Regions from separate parts of the Homo sapiens genome. Here region 1 is linked to region 2. Evidence: chromatin loops called from intact Hi-C (ENCODE). Cell type or tissue: IMR-90. All regions are shown on one strand. Each heading gives the region's core, and the rest is flanking DNA. Links, peaks and the distances in the headings are about the cores only. Region 1 overlaps CCN2-AS1 (CCN2 antisense RNA 1). Region 2 overlaps LINC01013 (long intergenic non-protein coding RNA 1013).

Region 1 (5,393 bases), core at 76-5,075, 240 kb before region 2:
CCTCTACAACCTGACTTGGAACTATGCCCCTCTGAAGAGGTTTCCAGTTTGCTTCAGTCAGATACCCGAGATATTTGTATATTGGGACTAACTATTAATCTCCTGGCTTGGGGGTTCTCAGACCATATAGGTAGTACTGTTTCAAACCTCAAGGAGTTTTATGGGAAGACTCACAGATATAAATGGTGAGGAAAATTGTTTTCCTATCCAAACAGATCAAACTGTTTCTCCTTGTGCTAGTGAGTGGATTTTTTCTAACCCACCCCTTCAATGAAGTTTTGGTTCAGTAAGTGTTCTGGCTTTATTGGGGGATGGTCATGGGGTGATGGTTGTAGTTTCAGCTTCATCAGCTGGGTTCAGCGTTTTACATTCTGTGCTCATATGGGTGCTAAAACTGCAGACTTTTGGTTACTGGGACTGGAAACTCTCCTCCCTTCCAAGGTGGCCTCCGTGTTATTTGGCACTCATAGTTTTAAATTTATTATTATTTGAAGGCCCTGTAGAATTCCTCTTTTTTCTTGAGAGCTCAACAATGCATTTAAAATAATGTTGGCTATATTTTACCCACAATTTCTAGGTTTGTAGTGGGAGAATGTTCAGTTTATCTACAGCTCAGAAACATAAATCCATCTAGCAAATTCTTAACACCTGAGGTTATTCATTCAAGTAGTCCTTAGCACCCATAGATATATTTAACAACAGAGTAGGACCAGTGACAGCTGCTCCTTCTCTCATTATTGGAGCCCTTTACAGATCTAGATACAGAAGACTGAGTCCTGCTTGACTCTCCCACAGCAGAAACAAATATTATATTACACACATGACCCATATTACTGATTTTTAATATACAAATCTGGTCACAATTTTTCTGTGTAATTTAAAAAAATCCAGATGCCTGGATTTTATTCTTTATGCAAGAATCCAGTGTCTCTCTTTTGAGGTCTTACTTTCTCCCCCAAATTATTGAAGAATTCCTCAGGATTATTCAATATAAAGGGAGTTGGTCCTCTTCCAAGCCCCAGACAGAGAGCATTGGAGTCAGCTGTCCCTCAGTGCAGCTATCTAAGTCATTGCCACAAGGTGTCGCTGTTGGACATGGGTCTTGCTAGGTTCAGAGGCCAGTTTGCAACTGCAATTTCATCCGTGCTGGTACTCTCATTTGTAAAATAAGGTTACAGTCTTCAGTTCACTCCAGGTTTTTAGCAATTGTATTCTGAAGCTATGGGAGAGTAGCTGGTCCTGAGGGCCTTTTTAGCCTTAGCTAATGGTGTGCCAAACCACTTCTTTCTCACTTAGGTTTTCCTGCTCTCTTGCATTGCATTAGTGTTTAGACTGCATATAAAGAATATTATGCTTCCACATTATTTTGATTTCTCACTTAATACTGATAAAGTATTAACTCTCATGGATACAGTGCCCTGCTATCTCATAATTTTTTGATCCTCAAAACTCACTCTGTGCAGGCAGCACCGAACCCCAGAGAGAGGCAATGACCTTCCCAGGGGATTTCTACAAATTAATAGAAAAACTGGAACTCCACTGCCCACTGCAGCACCACCATGTCTTTCGGACAGTACCTCTTGCCACATGGTAAGCAGTTTGAGGTAAAAATCAAATATCTTCTATACAGCTGCACATACCCTTGCTCCTCTAAGTGGAATTCACCTCACTCATGGTCTGCTCTGAATCCTAGCAGTTGCAAACACAACACCAGTGGTTCTCAAATGTAGTGCTGGGACCAGGAGTATCAGCATCACCAGGAAATTTGTTAGAAATGCAAATTTTCAGATCCCACCTCAGACCTACAGAGTCAAAAACTCTGAGGATGGAGACCACCAATCTTTGTTTTAACAAATCCTATGCCAAGGATTCTGATGACTTGGGAAGCCCTGTCATAAAACAATATTTCATCTATTAGGTGCTCCAGATACAGTGCTTATGGATATAAAGTTTTAAAGGCCTACAAAAATGTTTGTAAAGTTTTGTCTCCAAATCACAAAAGAAAATTACTAAAGTGTAAATCAAGACTAATGGACTGACAACAGTGGCTCGCATCTATAATCCCAGCACTTTGGGAGGCTGAGGCTTGAGGATTGCTTGAGGCCAGGAGTTTGAGACCAGTCCAGGGCAACATAGCAAGACCCTGTCTCAACCAAAAAAAAAAAAAAAAATTAGCCAGGCATGATGGTATGTGACTGTAGTCCTAGCTAGTTCAGAGGCTGAGGCAGGAGGATAGCTTAAGCCCAGAAATTTGGTGCTGTGGTGACCTATGATCATGCTATTGCACTCCAGTCTGGGTGGCAGGATGAGACCTTTCTCCCTAAAACAAACAAAAAATAAATATTTTATTAACTATCTAAACCATAACAGAATAATATGTCAAATTATTCAGCTAATCTGAATTCTTAGAATTATCTATGTATATAATATGTTTAAAGCCTCCAAAAGGGACTTGTTTTGTCATTTGGTTCTTAAATGTAGAGATTCAACTACTCATATGGCATCTCTGCAGCTGAAGGTTAAAAATCTGGGAATGACAGTTGTCAATTTCTAGAGACGTCTTCAGATGGCCACACGATGTCAGTGTAATACAAAAGAAAGAGCAAATGACTCTATTGCAGTGGACTTCCATTGCAATGTCTTTTGAAACAAAATCATTAGGGGCAAGCGAAATGAGGGGGAAAAAAACCCAAACTGTATATAATCCTATTAGTCTTTTATGGCAGGGTGTCATGTTTTATTTTTATTTTCTTCCTATCTCTGCTCTTTTACCTGTGTGTTCTCCAGTGTAGCTGGGTTAGATGTTTAAGTAACATAAAGGGGAAAAGAAAAGAGAAAGAATTTTACTTAGCACTTATATATGAGCTACTATGTACCTAGCACAAAATAAATGCTTCAAAGGATCCAATGAATGAAATACTAAATGTTGATATTTACGTTGACATACAGTGCATTTATTACTGCTTCCTTTTAAGATGGGGAAAGGTTTAGGAAGGTTAAATTACATTCTAAGATCACACAACTGGTAAATGTGAATCCAGGATTTAAATGCAGGTTGTTGAAACACTAGAAACCTCTAATTTTTTCCCAAAACCATGTTGCATCTCTGAGAAGTAGTGTTGATGATGAATATTGTCTCTAGACAATTTTTAGTGTGCAAGGAGTATTGGTGCCATTAACTATTCCTTTGGGATCTGAAAACTTGTGAAATAATTTAGCCTTTTTGTGCCAGTATATTCAATATATCAAATACAGTATATTTCCATCTAAGAATAATTATTCTTTAAGTATGAGGAGTACAGATTTGCTATAGTTGAGCTGAAATTCAAAAGTTGACATTTAAGGAAAAATTTTCTTATTAGAGAATCTATTTTGAGACTTTATTACTCCCTGTTCTCTTACAAGACTTTAAGTACAGCAAGTCTCATCAATCTGTTTTGTATTGGTTGCTTAGAGGCAGTCTGTGGGTGCTGTATGGTTTGTCAACTATATAGTCACCTCCTAAAAATGGTATTATTGCTTGAGCATAAGCCTGAATGACAGAATAGCCCACAAAAGCTATTGACAGATGATTGTCTCTTATTGTTACTACAACTAGGGCAGATGTAATATGAAAAGTTTAGCTCTTAAATACTCCTTTCATCCAAGTCTGTACTTAGATTCTTGGAAACACATCTCATTGCATGGTCCAGGGCTCCCCTACCTGCTACCTCTCTGCTCTGCCCTCAGTATTTTAGGAGGTGTTCTAATTAAGGAATGGAGGTCCAACACAAATAATTTGCTCAGCAGTAAGTTCATGCTGGCAAATAAGGATCTCTCATTCATTTTAGTCTTTGCAAGGTTGTAGATGATTATCTATTGCTATGGCAAGATGTTCTTGACATATTGAGAAGTGGAAAAAATGGTTATCAAATAGTTTGTACAGTATTTAACCATTAAAATTATATTTATTGAACAATTTAAATGGATATACACACCAACATGTAATAGTGTAGTACTGTTCAATAGGAATGCATGAGTCAGGCTGGGCGTGGTGGCTCATGCCTGTAATCCCAGCACTTGGGGAGGCCAAGACAGGCAGATCACCTGAGGTCAAGAGTTCAAGACCAGCCTGGCCAACATGGTGAAACTCCATCTCTACTAAAAACACAAAATAAATTAGCTGGGTGTGGTGGCAGGCACCTGTAATCCCAGCTACTCAGGAGGCTGAGGCAGGAGAATGGCTTGAACCCGGGAGGTGGAGGTTGTGGTGAGCCGATATCACACCGTTGTACTCCAGTCTGGGCAGCAAGAACAAAACTCTGTCTTAAAAAAAAAAAAAAAAAAGAAGAAATACATGAGTCATATATATAATTGAAAATTTTTCAGGAGTCCCATTTAAAAAAATAAAAAGAAACAGGTAAAATTAGTTTCAATGATACATTAATATATTCTTAAATATATTACTTTATACATTTATATAGTTATATATTTTACATAAAATATACAAATATTTAGTATATTTATATTTAAATATATTAAATTAATCTATTAATATATTTAGTACTATATTAATAATATGTTAATGCCACATAGTAAAAGTGATATATTTTATTTAAGCCCGATACAATGTTGTTATTTCAATGTATAATCATTATAAAATTGATATATTTTACACTTTTTTATACTTAGTCTTTGAAAGCACATCTCAACTTGGACACTAAATTTCCATTGAAAATATCTGATTTGTGTAGAGATTTTATAAAATTTATGACTGAAAACAGAGTCATATACTTGAATTATTCTAGTCATACATTAAACTTTTTCAATAACTGAACAGAATATTGCTTTTTAAAGTTAAATAAATTCAAATTAAATAAAGTTTAAAAGTTAGTTCCTTAGTTGCACTAGACACATTTCAAACGCTCAGTAGCAATGTGTGGCTAGTGGCGACGGCTCTGCATAGTGCAGTGGTAAAGGATTTCCGTAGCACCTCAAATTGCATTTTCACGTATAGACCTAGAGGATGGCTTTTCCGGTTCCTGCCAGCTTGTCCTGCTGTGTCTGGAATTGGTGGGTTCTTGGTCTCACTGACTTCAAGAAGGAAGCCGCGGACCCTCGCGGTGAGTGTTACAATTCTTAAATATGGTGTGTCCAGAGTTTGTTCCTTCTGATGTTCGGACGTCTTAGGAGTTTCTTCCTTGTGGTGGGTTCGTGGTCTTGCTGGCTTCAGGAGTGAAGCTGCAGACCTTCGCGGTGAGTGTTACAGCTCTTTTTTTTTTTTTTTTTTTTTTGAGACTCTGTCTCGCTCTGTCACCCAGGCTGGAGTGCAGTGGCGCGATCTCGGCTCACCGCAAGCTCCGCCTCCTGAGCTGAGGCCGTTCTCCTGCCTCAGCCTCCCTAGTAGCTGGGAT
Region 2 (5,393 bases), core at 267-5,266:
AGGCTAAAGAAGAAAAATCACACGATTACATCAAGTGATACAGAAAAGGCATTTGACAAAAATTTACCACCCATTCATAATAAAAACTTTCAGAAAATGAGGAATAGAGGGAAACTTCCTCAACTTGATAAAGAGCATTTACAACTAACATTATAAATAAATAAACCTCAATCTAACCTTCACACATTATATAAAATGTAAGTCAAAATGGATAATAGACTTATTGTAAAATGTAAAACTATAAAAGCTTTAGAAAAAAAACATAAGAGAAAAGAGAAAATCTTAGGAATCTAGGCCTAGGCAGAGAGCTGTCAGACTTGATACCAAAAGTATGATTCAAAAAGAAAAAAAAATAGTAATAAATTTGACTTTATCAAAATTTTAAAAACTTTTGCTTTGAAGAAGACCCCGATAAGATGCTCTAAAATTAGGCTACTGACTGGGAAAAAAATTTCAAACCACATATTCAAAAAGAATGAGTATCTAAAATATGTAAGAAACTCAAAAACTATTTTAACTAGGGTGAGATGGTATCTTATTGTAGCTTTAATTTGCGTTTCTCTGATTATTAGTGATGTTGAGCCTTTTTTTCATATATCTGCTAGCATTTGTATGTCTTCTTTTGAGAAATATCTATTCAGATCATTTGACTATTTTTTAATTAGGTTATTAGTTTTTCTGCTATTGAGTTGAGTTCCTTATATATTCTGGTTGTTAATTACTTGCAGATGAGTAGTTTGCAAATTTTTTTTTCCATTCTGTAGGTTGTCTCTCCACTTTGTTTCCTTTGCTGTGCAGAAGCTTTTTGGCATAATATGATCTCGTTTGTCCATTTTTGCTTTGATTGCTTGTGCTTTTGAGAACTTACTCAAGAAATCCTTGCCCAGACCAATGTCCTGGAGAATTTACCCAATGTTTTCTTCTAGTAGTTTCATAGTTTCAGGTCTTAGATTTAATTCTTTAATCTATTTTGATTTGATTTTTGTATATAGTGACAAACAGGGGTCTAGTTTCATTCTTTTGTATATGGATATCCAGTTTTCCCAGCACCATTTATTGAAGAGACTGTCTTTTTCCCCAGTGTATGTTATTGGCACCTTTGCCAAAAATTAGTTGACTATAAGTGCATGGATTTATTTCTGAGTTCTCTACTCTGGCTATTCTGGTTTTCTTTTATGGTTCCATATAAATGTAAAGATTATTTTTTCTGTGTCTGTGAAGAATGTCATTGGTATTTTAATAAGGATTGCCTTAAATCTGTAGATTGCTTTGAGTAGTGTGGACATTTTAACAATATTGATTCTTCCAATCCATGAACATGGAATATCTTTCCATTTTGTGTATGTGTGTGTATCTAGATGCTGGTGAGGATGTGGAGAAAGGGGAACCCTTGAACACTGATGGTGGGGATGTAAATTAGTACAGACACTATGGAGTGCAGTATGGAGGTTCTTCAAAAAACTAAAAATAGAACTATCATATGATCTAGCAATTGCACTGCTAGGTATATATTCAAAAGAAAGGCAATCAGTATGTGGAAGAGATATCGACACTCTCCTGTTTATTGCAGGGCTATTCACAGTAGCCAAGATATGGAATCAACTTAATGTCTATCAACAGATGAATAGATAAAATATGGTACATATATACAATGGGATACTATTCAGCAATAAAAAAAGAATGGAATCCTGTCACTTACAACAACATGGATGAAACTTGTGGACATTATGCTAAATGAGATAAGCCAGAAACAGAAAGACAAATATCACACGTTCTCATTCATATGTGGGAGCTGAAAAAAAAGCTCATGGAGATAGAGAATAAGAATAATGATTATTAGAGGTTTGAAAGGATAGTTGGGAACAGGAGATAAAAAGGGAATGGGCAATAGGTACAAACATACAATTAGATAGAAGGAATAAGAGCTAGTGTTCACTTGCACAACAGGGTAATTATAGTTAATAATTTATTGTATATTTCAAAACAACAAAACAAGTGGAATTGGGATGTTCCTTACACAAAAAAATGATATATATTTGAGGTGATAGATATCCCAATGACCCTGATTGGATCATTACACATTATTTGCTTGTACTAAAATATTACATGTTCCCTACAAATATGTACAACTATTATGTACCCATAAAAATTTTTTAAAAAGAAAGCAAAACAGTATAAAATAAAAAAGTAAAAAACACAGGTGAAATAAATTTTAGTAGCATATTTTTTGATCCAATATATCTAAATATTGTCATTCAACATGTAATCAGCATGAAAATATTGATGAGATGTTTTCCTTTTTTTTTTTTTTTGCATTCAGTCTTGAAAGATGGGAAGATCAGGAGCAGTCTGGAGTCATGGTATATGAATGAACTAGTGAGAGTGGGCACAAAGTCTGAAGATCTTTGTAGTGCAGCTAATGTCTAAGGGAGAATATACCTACCCTAGAAGAGACATTAAACAACCAGGTAATTGGAGTAGACAAAGTGTCAGCCAGTCAATATCAGCCATACTCTGTCATCAGAGACTTCAGTGTTTGGACAATAAGCACATGAACAGAGTAAGCATGGTGTAAGGGATGCAGGTTTTGCATGGGCCCCACCAATTTACTGAAGTTGTTATAACTTCTGTCACTGCCAAATGTCCCAGAAGTAGCAACAGAGACCAACACTAAGCCCCCAATACAGCACTATCTCTTCAGGAGATCAACCAGCCAACCTGGTGGCAAGTTAAATTCATTGGACTTCTTCCATCCTCAAAGGATGGAAGCATTAATTCATTTCGAATTAATGCTTTTTGAATTTATACATATTCCAGGTATGGTCTGTGTTTTATGTCAAAGAACCTCAAACAGCACCATTAGCCGTGGGATTGCAGAGAGTTTAGTCCATCAACAGGAGATCTCATATAGCATTGCCTCACACTAACACAGTGGTTCTTAACCATGGGCAATTCCTTATCTCCCATATCCCACCCCCAAGACCTTTGGCAATGTCTGGAGACATTTGTGATTGTCGGAAACGGGAGGATATTACTGACATCTAGTGGCTAGAGAGTTGCTGCTAAATATCCTGTAGTGGACAGGACAGCCTCCCTCAATAAATAATCCACCCCAAAATGTCAATATGCCACTGTTCAGAAATTCTGGACTAAGAGCAACCTCTATTCTGTTTTCCATAATGGCTGTATTGATGTACATTGCTGTAAACAGTGTAAAAGTATTTGCTTTTCTCCACATCCTCACTAATACTTGTCTCTTTTTTTGATACACATCCTAAAAGGTGTGAGCTGATATGTCATTGTGGTTTTAATTTGCATCTCCCTGGTAATTAGTGATGTTGAGTATTACTTGTCAACCATTTGTATCTCTCTTTTGAGGAATGTCTACTAAGGTTCTTTGCCCATTTTTTAATCAGATTTTTTTCTTGCTGTTGAGTTGGGTCCCTTATATACTTTTGATATTAACTCCTTATCAGATATGTAGTTTACAAATATTTACTTCTATTCCATAGGTTGTCTCTTCATTCTGTTGATTGTTTCCTTTGTTGTAAAAGAAACTCACTTTACAGGAAAAGAGGTGCAACAGTGGCTGGATGATTATAAGATCGACTGTTCCTATTAAAAACTACACCATCCAAAAGAGGCTGCCATTGAAGAGCAATAAAGTAGTTCATAGAAGGCATAGGTGAGGCAGAAGCTTGAAAATGATACCATATAAGGATAAGAAATCATATTCCAAGATACAGTCTATACTCAAGTCTCATGACCATTGTATGGTACTGTGCTCCATTATTTAGATATGTGGTGCTCCATTGGTTACACATGGTGGCAGGCATGAAGAGTTGAAAATAGCAATATGGCCATCTTCACAATATTGATTTTTCCTATCCATGAGCATGGAATTTTTTTCCATTTGTTTGTGTCCTCTCTTACTTCCTTGAGCAGTGGTTTGTTGTTGTCCTTGAAGAGGTCCTTCACATCTCTTGTAAGTTGTATTCTTAGGTATTTTATTCTCTTTGTAGCAATTGTAAATGGGAATTCACTCATGATTTGGCTCTGCTTGTCTATTGTTGGTGTATAGGAATGCTTGTGATTTTTGCATGTTGATTTTGTATCCTGATACTTTTCTGAAGTTGCTTATCAGCTTAAGGAGTTTTGGGGCAGAACCACAATGAGATACCATCTCACGCCAGTTAGAATGGCGATTATTAAAAAGTCAGGAAACAACAGATGCTGGCAAGGCTGTGGAGAAATAGGAATGCTTTTACACTGTCGGTGGGAATGTAAATTAGTTCAACCATTGTGGAAGACAGTGTGGTGATTCCTCAAGGATCTAGAACCAGAAATACCATTTGACCCAGCAATCCCATTACTGGGTATATACCCAAAGGATTATAAATCATTCTACTATAAATACACATGCACACATATATTTATTGAAGCACTATTTACAACAGCAAAAACTTAGAACCAACCCAAATGCCTATCAAGGATAGCCTGGATAAAGAAAATGTGGCAAATATACCCCAGGGAATACTATGAAGCCATAAAAAACGATGAGCTCATGTCCTTTGCAGGGACATTGATGAAGCCGGAAGCCATTATTCCCAGCAAACCAACACGGGAACAGAAAACTAACCATTGCATGTTCTCACTCATAAATGGGAGTTGAAAAATGAGAACACATGGACACAGGGAAGGGAACACCACACACCGGGGCCTGTTGGGGGGTGGGGCATAAGGGGAGGGAGAGCATTAGGACAAATACCTAAAGCATGCAGGGCTTAAAACCTAGATGACAGGTTGATAGGTGCAGCAAACAACCATGGCACATGTATACCTATGTAGCAAACCTGCACATTCTGCACATGCATCCCAGAACTAAAATAAAGTAACATTTTTTAAAAAAAGAAAATAGCAATGACACATAGGGAGTTTCTGCTTCCTTTTTCTGAAATTCTGAACTCCATGTGTTTAGTGGTCTTCGTTCCTACCATGGGGAATATCTATCAGTGAAACATAAGCTATGATTTTGGCCTGGGCACTTCAGACTCCATATGCCAAGGGACAAGTTGGCAAGGGGGGAATACCATATTGATAGAAGCAATTGAGCTGATCATCAGGAGAAAGGCTGTTATGACACACTGGGACAGGGGAGGAACATATTTGGTACTTGATTATCTCATGGCAATTCTTTGCCCAGTTTTCATGATAAATTGACAAATACAGTAGCCACAATCTAATAAGGGCTTGAGGACCAGATGTTTAGACAATCAGAGATATGGGTTTGGGTCATCCAACCAGGTAAGCCACCAAGACCAGGTGCTAGCTGTGGGAGAAGTGATTCTAGGATAGAGTGTAGAGGAAGAGGACAATAAATTATCACAGATGTA

The links. Hi-C counts contacts between places; a loop is a spot of excess contacts. Peaks named below come from ENCODE experiments on the same cell type or tissue, not always from the same donor. Only the 100,000 strongest peaks of a DNase experiment are listed, where the experiment ranks them.
Region 1: it touches region 2 in a loop (6-fold over the local background); 70 of 110 quality-filtered maps call a loop at or near these places.

Annotation. Positions count from the first base shown.
Region 1 is chr6:131,922,481-131,927,873 of GRCh38, forward strand. The region is part of intron 2 of CCN2-AS1 (CCN2 antisense RNA 1); the gene reads left to right. Among named protein-coding and RNA genes, the nearest start is that of CCN2-AS1, 23 kb to the left of the region's middle. In IMR-90, for the core only: CTCF peaks have their summits at 1,084 (motif pointing right) and 2,579 (motif pointing right); a DNase peak (open chromatin) is centred at 2,591.
Region 2 is chr6:132,158,447-132,163,839 of GRCh38, forward strand. It overlaps LINC01013 (long intergenic non-protein coding RNA 1013), which reads left to right. Exons shown (of 6, transcript NR_187602.1): 5 at 2,321-2,468. Among named protein-coding and RNA genes, the nearest start is that of LINC01013, 29 kb to the left of the region's middle. In IMR-90, for the core only: a CTCF peak has its summit at 3,047 (motif pointing left); a DNase peak (open chromatin) is centred at 3,005; H3K27ac peaks cover 160 bases.